Regions from separate parts of the Homo sapiens genome. Here region 1 is linked to region 2. A link is a contact called in ENCODE Hi-C data. All regions are on one chromosome and are shown on one strand. Each heading gives the region's core, a stretch centred on a gene start or an enhancer-like site at or near the end of the contact. The rest is flanking DNA. Distances are from core to core; before and after follow the strand shown.

Region 1 (3,745 bases), core at 1,235-3,734, 75 kb after region 2:
TCTTCCCCACAACAAGGGTTGCTGCCCCTGGGTGAGCAGTGGGGCCACAGTTAGGTCCCCTCTGCAAATAGCCAGGCTTTCCAAGGCAGGAACAGCTGAGAAACATGCGTCACAGCGTATTTTTTTTCTAATTTGTGTGTGTGTGTGTGTGTGTGTGTGTGTGTGTGTGTGTGTATACATATTTTTTTTTTTACAAAGAGCTAGTGACTAAAAATGTACACGTGTTAAATTTTATATCGGGGAAAATATTCATGAAAGCAAAATGAAAAGAATGTAAAATAGTTACTTCCTCTCTAATCCTCAATCCTTACTAGTTTAGCTAACCTTGGGTCCCCCACTCCTACCACCCCTTGCCAAGGGGTGACTCCTCCGCCCCTTGCCAAGCAGAGAGGAGACCTGCGTGACTTGGCTTGAGTTGACCTAGGGGCCATGACGTGAGTACATAGAAGAAAACCACTTCTCATTCCACTTCTATCACCACTTTCTCTTTGACAGTTTACGACTTACAAGTACTTTTTCCTCGGTAAACACCATACAGCTTCCATGGAACTTTTAAAATTGCCTCCAGCTCGGCTGCTTCAGCAAATGGGCCTCACCAGGGCCTGCCTTTTCCAGGCTCATAAAGGGACATTGCCCCTCCCTAGACCTGCCAGTCACTCTCCCCTCAAGGAGCAGAGTTGGATGGCAACAAGGCCTGAGTCTCTAGTCGCGAGATACATGCCCAGGTTTTAAGCCAAGATCCAAGGTTTCTGTTTGAGCAAAACAACCAGCAGCCAGGACACTGAGAATAGAGCTGGCTGGGCCATAGTCTGTTGTGGAATTGGGGCATTCTCCTTCCCCGTGAAAGCCTGGCCCTCCCTCCTCCACTGGCACCTGACTGCCCTCTGGGTGGAAATTCCTTCTCCTTTGCCCTGGTAGGGCACCATGTCAGTGCCGCCCTGTGCTGGGAGCAGTGCACTTCCAGCCTGCTGCCACCCCAGAGTACTGCAGTGGACAGGTCCCTGCCCAGAGCCGGCAGGTGTTCACGTGTGTGCTCCCATGTGCCCCCGGAGGTGAAAGTGTGAACATGTGCCTGGGCTGGTGCCCTAGTATGTGTGAGTACCTGCGAGGCACAAGTGTGTCTCCATGTATGTGGGCATGCAGGTGTGAATGGACTGGGAATTGACATCCCAGGAAGTGTGCGTGCATGTAGTGCTCACCCACGTGTACGCAGTGGGGGTGAGGAGTGAGAGTGCCAGGGCGTATATGGAGACAGCTGTGCCTGCGCGTGTCTGCCCTCCCTGTCCCCAGGCTGTGAGGGGTCTCAGCTCTAGAGAGGAGAGCTTCTGCCTCCACCTGGGAGATGTATCCTGCTGTGTGGGGGTGAGTCCTTGTCTGCCATGCAGACCCAGCATCTGCCACTTACACCTCAGTTTCCAGCCTTCAAACTCATTCTCCAGGTTGGAAGACGAGGTACCTGGGTTCTGGGGCACACTACCGGGATTGTCTGAGGGGCTCGGGGCAAGAGCTAACCTCTCTGAGGCCAGCGGCCCCTCTAAAAGATGAAGACAGTCCCTACTTCAGGGCTGCTATAAGGATTGATGGCGTTGGTCAAGTGCTTGGCCTGGTTCCAGGTTTACACATATGCTCTGGGATATATCTCCCCACCCAGCCCTAACTAGAGGAGCCCTGAAGCCCGCTTCCTGACATGATGGTCTTCACTTAGAGGAACTCTACTAAAACCCACCTTCCAGAAGGCTGGGGGTTCTCCTGCCTTGTGTGGGAGGCCTGGCTTGGAGCATCTGGTGGCCAGGGATGGTGAGGCTGGTGTCCCCTTGCTCCCCAGAGGTAAAGCACCTGTGCCTTGCCTGACCTCTTCCTCCCTCCCTGATGATGGGCGTCCCCTTGCAGGCGCTCCATGAAATACACGCTGTGCAGTGACAACCATGGCATCAAGCCCCCGACCCCGGAGCAGTACCTGACCCCCCTGCAGCAGAAGGAGGTGTGCATCCGGCACCTGAAAGCCCGGCTGAAGGACACACAGGACCGGCTCCAGGACCGGTGAGCGGGTGGCCACGAGCAGCCCTGGGGGTACCCCACCAGCTCCACACTCAGGGAAACCAGGGCTCTGGGGTGCCTCTTGGAGGGAGGAGTGGCTGGGGGTCTCCCAGCATCCGTCTGCTCTCTCCTTCCCAGCAAAGCCTCATTTGAGCCCACTTGCAGACCCTCATCCCCAGCAGCTACTCACCTTGACTGCTCCACGAGGCTGTTGGGGGCCAGGCGGGAGCAGTTTCCCATGAGGGCCTGTCCTGTGGGGCCTCCTGCCTGTGCTGTCCTTTCCCAGCTTCAGCCTGGCAGCTCCTTTGGCTGCTTCTTTTCCTCTGGCTCCCATCTTCCAGGAGTTGGAGCACAGGGCTTCTTTCTGACTTACTTGCCTCTTTTGGGGGAGAAACAACTCTTTATCCTTCCTCGCTTCCTCCTGAGTGAGTCACCAGAGGGCTTGTGGCCAACCTCGACTTCAGGCCCCAGAAGCCATCTACTTCCTGCTGTGGAGGATGATGATGAGAAGCCTTTTGCTGAGCTCCTCCCCAGCCCAGGTGTCTCCCAGGAGCCCCCGCAGGCCGTCTGAGCTCATTCTCAAGTGCTTAATCCCAACCCTCCCAGCTTCTACCCTCCAAGCCCAGTGGCTTCATCTTTGTGATCTACACTTCAGGGCGTCGATCTCCCATTGTCTTAACTATCCTTCTCGGGACTGTGTCTATGCAAACATGCAGCCTATTGTGAGCTGGCCAAGGTGCTGTGTGGGGCTGGAGCTCAGAGCAGGCACGATGATCGCTCCTTTTTTCTTTTCTTTCTTTTTTTTTTTTAATACAGCAGCTTTATTGCAATGTAACTTACATACCATATAATTCACCTATCAAAAGTGTACAATTAGATGATTGTTAGTTTAGTCACAGAATTTTGCAACCATTACCACTATCTAATTTCATAAATATTTCTATCACCTCAAAATAAACCCCATTCCCATTAGCAATCACCGCCAATTTCTAATTTCATCAATATTTCTATCACCTCAAAATAAACCCCATTCCCATTAGCAATCACCGCCAATTTCTAATTTCATCAATATTTCTATCACCTCAAAATAAACCCCATTCCCATTAGCAATCACCGCCAATTTCTAATTTCATCAATATTTCTATCACCTCAAAATAAACCCCATTCCCATTAGCAATCACCGCCAATTTCTAATTTCATCAATATTTCTATCACCTCAAAATAAACCCCATTCCCATTAGCAATCACCGCCAATTTCTAATTTCATCAATATTTCTATCACCTCAAAATAAACCCCATTCCCATTAGCAATCACCGCCAATTTCTAATTTCATCAATATTTCTATCACCTCAAAATAAACCCCATTCCCATTAGCAATCACCGCCAATTTCTAATTTCATCAATATTTCTATCACCTCAAAATAAACCCCATTCCCATTAGCAATCACCGCCAGTTTCTAATTTCATCAATATTTCTATCACCTCAAAATAAACCCCATTCCCATTAGCAATCACCGCCAGTTTCTAATTTCATCAATATTTCTATCACCTCAAAATAAACCCCATTCCCATTAGCAATCACCGCCAATTTCTAATTTCATCAATATTTCTATCACCTCAAAATAAACCCCATTCCCATTAGCAATCACCGCCAGTTTCTAATTTCATCAATATTTCTATCACCTCAAAATAAACCCCATTCCCATT
Region 2 (4,175 bases), core at 1,589-4,088:
GCTGGGCGAGGTGGCTCACGCCTGTAATCCCAGCACTTTGGGAGGCCGAGGCCGGTGGATCACCTGAGGTCGGGAGTTCAAGACCAGCCTGACCAACAGGGAGAAACCCCGTCTCTATTTAAAAAAAACACACAAAATTAGGTGGGCGTCGTGGCACATGCCTGTAATCCCAGCTACTCCGGAGGCTGAGGTAGGAGAATGGCTTGAACCCAGGAGGCAGAGGTTGCTGTGAGCTGAGATTGCACCATTGCACTCCAGCCTGGGCAACAAGAGCGAAACTCCATCTCAAAAAAAAAGGAGATATACCTAATGTAAATGACAAGTTGATGGGTGCAGCACACCAACATGGCACATACATACTTACGTAACAAACCTGCACGTTGTGCACATGTACCCTAGAACTTAAAGTAAAATTAAAAAAAAAAAGAAGAAGATTCACCCTTCTTACCCTGACCCCTTGTCTTGTATGCAATAAATATCAGCAAGCCCAGCCATTCGGGGCCACTACCAGTCTCCGCATCTTGATGGTAGTGGTCGCCCGGGCCCAACTGTTTTCTCTTTATCTCTTTGTCTTGTGTCTTTATTTATTACAATCTCTCCTCTCCACACACGGGGAGAACACCCGCTAAGCCCTGTAGGGCTGGACCCTACAGCTGGTAATAGGATTTGATCTATATTTTGAGACAGAGTCTCTCTGTTGCCCAGGCTGGAGTGCAGGGGCGCAAACTTGGCTCACTGCAATCTCTGCCTCCTCGGTTCAAGCGATTTTCCTGCCTCAACCTCCCGAGTAGCTGGGATTACAGGCACCCACCACCACTCCTGGCTAATTTTTGTATTTTCAGTGGAGACGGGGTTTCGCCGTGTTGGCCAGGCTGGTCTGGAACTCCTGGCCTCAGGTGATCCGCCTGCCTTGGCCTCCCAAAGTGCTGGGATTACAGGCGTGAGCCACCACACCTGGCCATGATCTATATTTTTCAAAGACCCCTCTGGCTTCAGTGTAGAGCAGCAGTCTCCAACCTATTTGGCACCAGGGACCAGTTTTGTGGAAGACAATTATTCCACGAGCCGAGTGGGCGGGGGGTCATGAGATTCTCGTGAGGAGCGGGCAACCTAGATCCCTCGCATGTGCAGTTCCCAATAGGTTTCGCGCTCCTGTGAGAATCTAATGCGCGGCTGATGTGACAGGAGGCGAAGCTCAGGCGGTGAGGCTCCCTCGTCCACTGTTCACCTCCTGCTGTGCGGCCCTGTTCCCACCCGGGGTTGGGAACCCCTGGTGTAGAGAATGGGCTTTAGGGAGGTGAGTGACAGGAAGGAGACCGCTCAGGAGGTTGGAGCTTTTCCAGGAGAGAGGTGGCTTAGACTAGGGTGGAGTCGGTGGAGATCTTGAGAAGGGGTAGATGAAAGTCATATTTGAAGGTGGAGTGATGGGCTTGCTGATGGGCTGGCATTGAAGTAGACATGAGGGTGGCACCAAGGGTGTCTCCCAGACATCCTCTTGAATGGTTGCCGTGACATCATTTCCTGAGGTCGGAAATTGGGAGCTAAACTTCAATTTGAATTCAATTTGAATCCTGTCTCTACAATTCCCAACCACGTGACCCTAGACAGGTTGCTATTTTTTCTCCAGCCCTTTCCTTATTCAAAAGGGGAAAACCAGTAACTACTTTTGTGAGATTGTTTGAAGAGTCAATGAGACAACCCATGAAAATGCCCAGCCAGGAGCCTGAACCTTATCAATAACCTTATATTGGATGCCATTGCCGCTCCAAGATTTATTAGTATTTACTATCAAACTCAAGAGAGGAAACCAGCCTTGCATCCTGATGCTCTTGCAGGATTTTTCTCAGGTTCTAGCACTTGGCCTTGACTACTGAGAACTGTGATATTCCAGGCTGGAAAATATTTGCTGTCCCCAAAGGGCAGGTCAATGTGAATAATCTTTTTAATAATAACAATAATAATAATAGCTAATATTTGTAGAGCACTTATTATTGCTTGGCTCTTTTCATGGTTCATTTTATTTATTTCTTACAATATCCTACGGCGCGAGTACTTTTATTATTTTCACTTTACAGATGAGAAAATCTGAGGTTCAAGGGATTAAAGAATTTCTCCAGTGACCTCCAGCTATAAGTGGAAGAGAAGAGACTGGACTGCATCATAGGGATGTTCAGAGATCAGCCAGAAAGATCACCTTTCACAACAGGACTATGGGGCCCAGGCCCCATCCCTGTCATGCCCCTGCTCAGGTGTCTCAGGTCCGAGCGCCAGGACAAAGCCGGAGACTGCGCACTAGGACCGGTGCGCCTTGCTCACTGTCTGACTCTATCCCTCCTGCCCCGTCCACTGTCCCCACCAACGCCCTGCGCCCTCGTCCCTCTCAGTCCCGGTCCTCTCCACTCTAGCGCACTGCCCTACTCTGTCCGTACCCCCAGCCGCCGCCGCCGCCGCCGCGCCCAGTCCCTCGGTCGCTGGCCCGCCCTTCCCCGCCCCCTGCCCCCGGTCCCTCAGCCACTGCCCCGCCCCGCCCGTCCATACCCCTCCACGCCCCTCCCCATGTCCTGCCCGTCCCTCTCCATCCCCTGCACGCCCCGCCCCTCGCCCACTGCCCCGCCCCATCCCCTGTCAGTCCCGTCCATCGCCCACTGCCCCGCCCCGTCTCCTGCACGCCCCGCCCCGTCCCCTGCACGCCCCGCCCTCGCCCACTGCCCCGCCCCGTCCCCTGCACGCCCCGCCCCTCGCCCACTGCTCCGCCCCGTCCCCTGCACGCCCCGCCCTCGCCCACTGCCCCGCCTTCTCCACGCCCCGCCCCTCCCCGCCCCGCGCCTGCCGCGCATTGCAGACGCCCAGCGGCGCCAAGAACCCGGCCAAGCTGACTTGGCGACTCCTCGCAGCCCCTGCTCTGGCACGCCACACCTCAGACGAGGCTTTGAAAGTAGGGCGCAGCCTGAGAGGCCGGCCGGACCCCGAGTGCTGTAGGCGGGCTGGGAGATGGGGGCCGCCGCCACCCACATTCCCACACGCACCCGGCGCCGGCGCCTCACGCCGTGTTAGCTCGCGGCGCCAAGCCCGGAGGGTCCCGCCTGAGGAAGAAAGGTCGTCGCCCGCAGCCCAGCTGGGGCTGGAGGCGCGACCCGGGGTCTCCTCGCCCGCACGCGGAAGAAAATGGGCGCTGTGGCCTCAGTTTCCCTCTGTGAGCACCCGGCCCGGAACTCTGAGGAGTCGTCTGTGGAGGAGCCTTTGGCGTCCCCCTGCCCCTGAGCGTGGCCGTCAGCTCTTCCCAGCCCCTGCACTTTGCTTTCCCCTCCCTCACGCCCGGAAGGGTCTCGCCCTGCCCGGCTCAGCCCTCTCTCCCCACGCCCCTCTCCCAGGGTCCCCGCCCGGTCCCCTTCCGACCCCTTCCTCCCTCCCTTCGCTCCCTCCCCGCCACCGCCGCCACCCTGCCCTTTGCGGGCCGGTTTCCACGGAGTGGCCCCATCCCGGTGGCTTCACGTTGCACGAAGTCAGTTCAATCTGGAGACTGAAAAAGCCTCCGGGACGTGGGGCGGGAGGGTGCGGGGGGAGTTTGTGTGCGTATTTTGTGGGGAGGGGAAAAAGGTTAGGTAATATGTGCTCGGGAAAATCAATGTCTCAGGAATAGCAAATCTCAGGGTTTGGGTTTTTTCTTTGTTTGTTTTCTCTTTTAAGAAGTCCATCACTTAAAAAGTACATTTGATTTTTTTGAGACGGAGTCGCCCTCTGTCGCCCAGGCTGGAGTGCAGTAGGGCGATCGCGGCTCATTGCAGCCTCCGTCTCCCGGGTTCGAGCGATTCTCCTGCCTCAGCCTCCCAAGTAGCTGGGATTACAGACGCCCGCCACCGTGCCTGGCTACTTTTTGTACTTTTAGTAGAGACGGGGTTTCACCATGTTGGCCAGGCTGGTCTCCAGTTCCTGGCATCAAAGTGATCCGCCCGCCTCAGCCTCCCACAGTGCTGGGATTACAGGCGTGAGCCACTGCGCCAGGCCAAAAAGTACATTTTAAAAGTACCTCACACCACTGGGAGCCATTTAAAAAGATAAATAGGAATTTATTCCGAGAGAGCGAAACACACAGACTAAAAAGGAAAGTAGTGGAACCAGCGCAAGGTACAAGCCATATGCATTAAAATCTCCAGCTGCCCCGTAGGGGAACATGG

Evidence for each region. A loop is a pair of places that touch in the nucleus more often than their neighbours do. Pooled maps may share reads with other maps.
Region 1: a map of CD8-positive, alpha-beta T cell shows a loop between it and region 2 (8-fold over the local background). The contact joins the enhancer-like site here to the promoter of RAD21L1 in region 2. A Hi-C loop is called at or near these places in 8 of 168 maps with a recorded cell type or tissue (CD4-positive, alpha-beta T cell, CD4-positive, alpha-beta memory T cell, CD8-positive, alpha-beta T cell and 4 more), 1 of 37 single-sample maps with no recorded cell type and 10 of 50 pooled maps.

The regions. Positions count from the first base shown.
Region 1 is chr20:1,298,672-1,302,416 of GRCh38, forward strand. It overlaps SNPH (syntaphilin), which reads left to right. Exons shown (of 7, transcript NM_001318234.2): 6 at 1,891-2,040. Among named protein-coding and RNA genes, the nearest start is that of SDCBP2-AS1, 25 kb to the right of the region's middle. Within about 2 kb of position 2,485, at least 4 of the 41 ENCODE cell types and tissues checked have a DNase peak (open chromatin) inside an H3K27ac peak, as active enhancers do; they include CD4-positive, alpha-beta T cell and CD8-positive, alpha-beta T cell, where a contact is called at or near this core.
Region 2 is chr20:1,223,206-1,227,380 of GRCh38, forward strand. RAD21L1 (RAD21 cohesin complex component like 1) reads left to right here and starts at 2,839. Exons shown (of 14, transcript NM_001384355.1): 1 at 2,839-2,935. RefSeq lists a silencer at 3,051-3,100.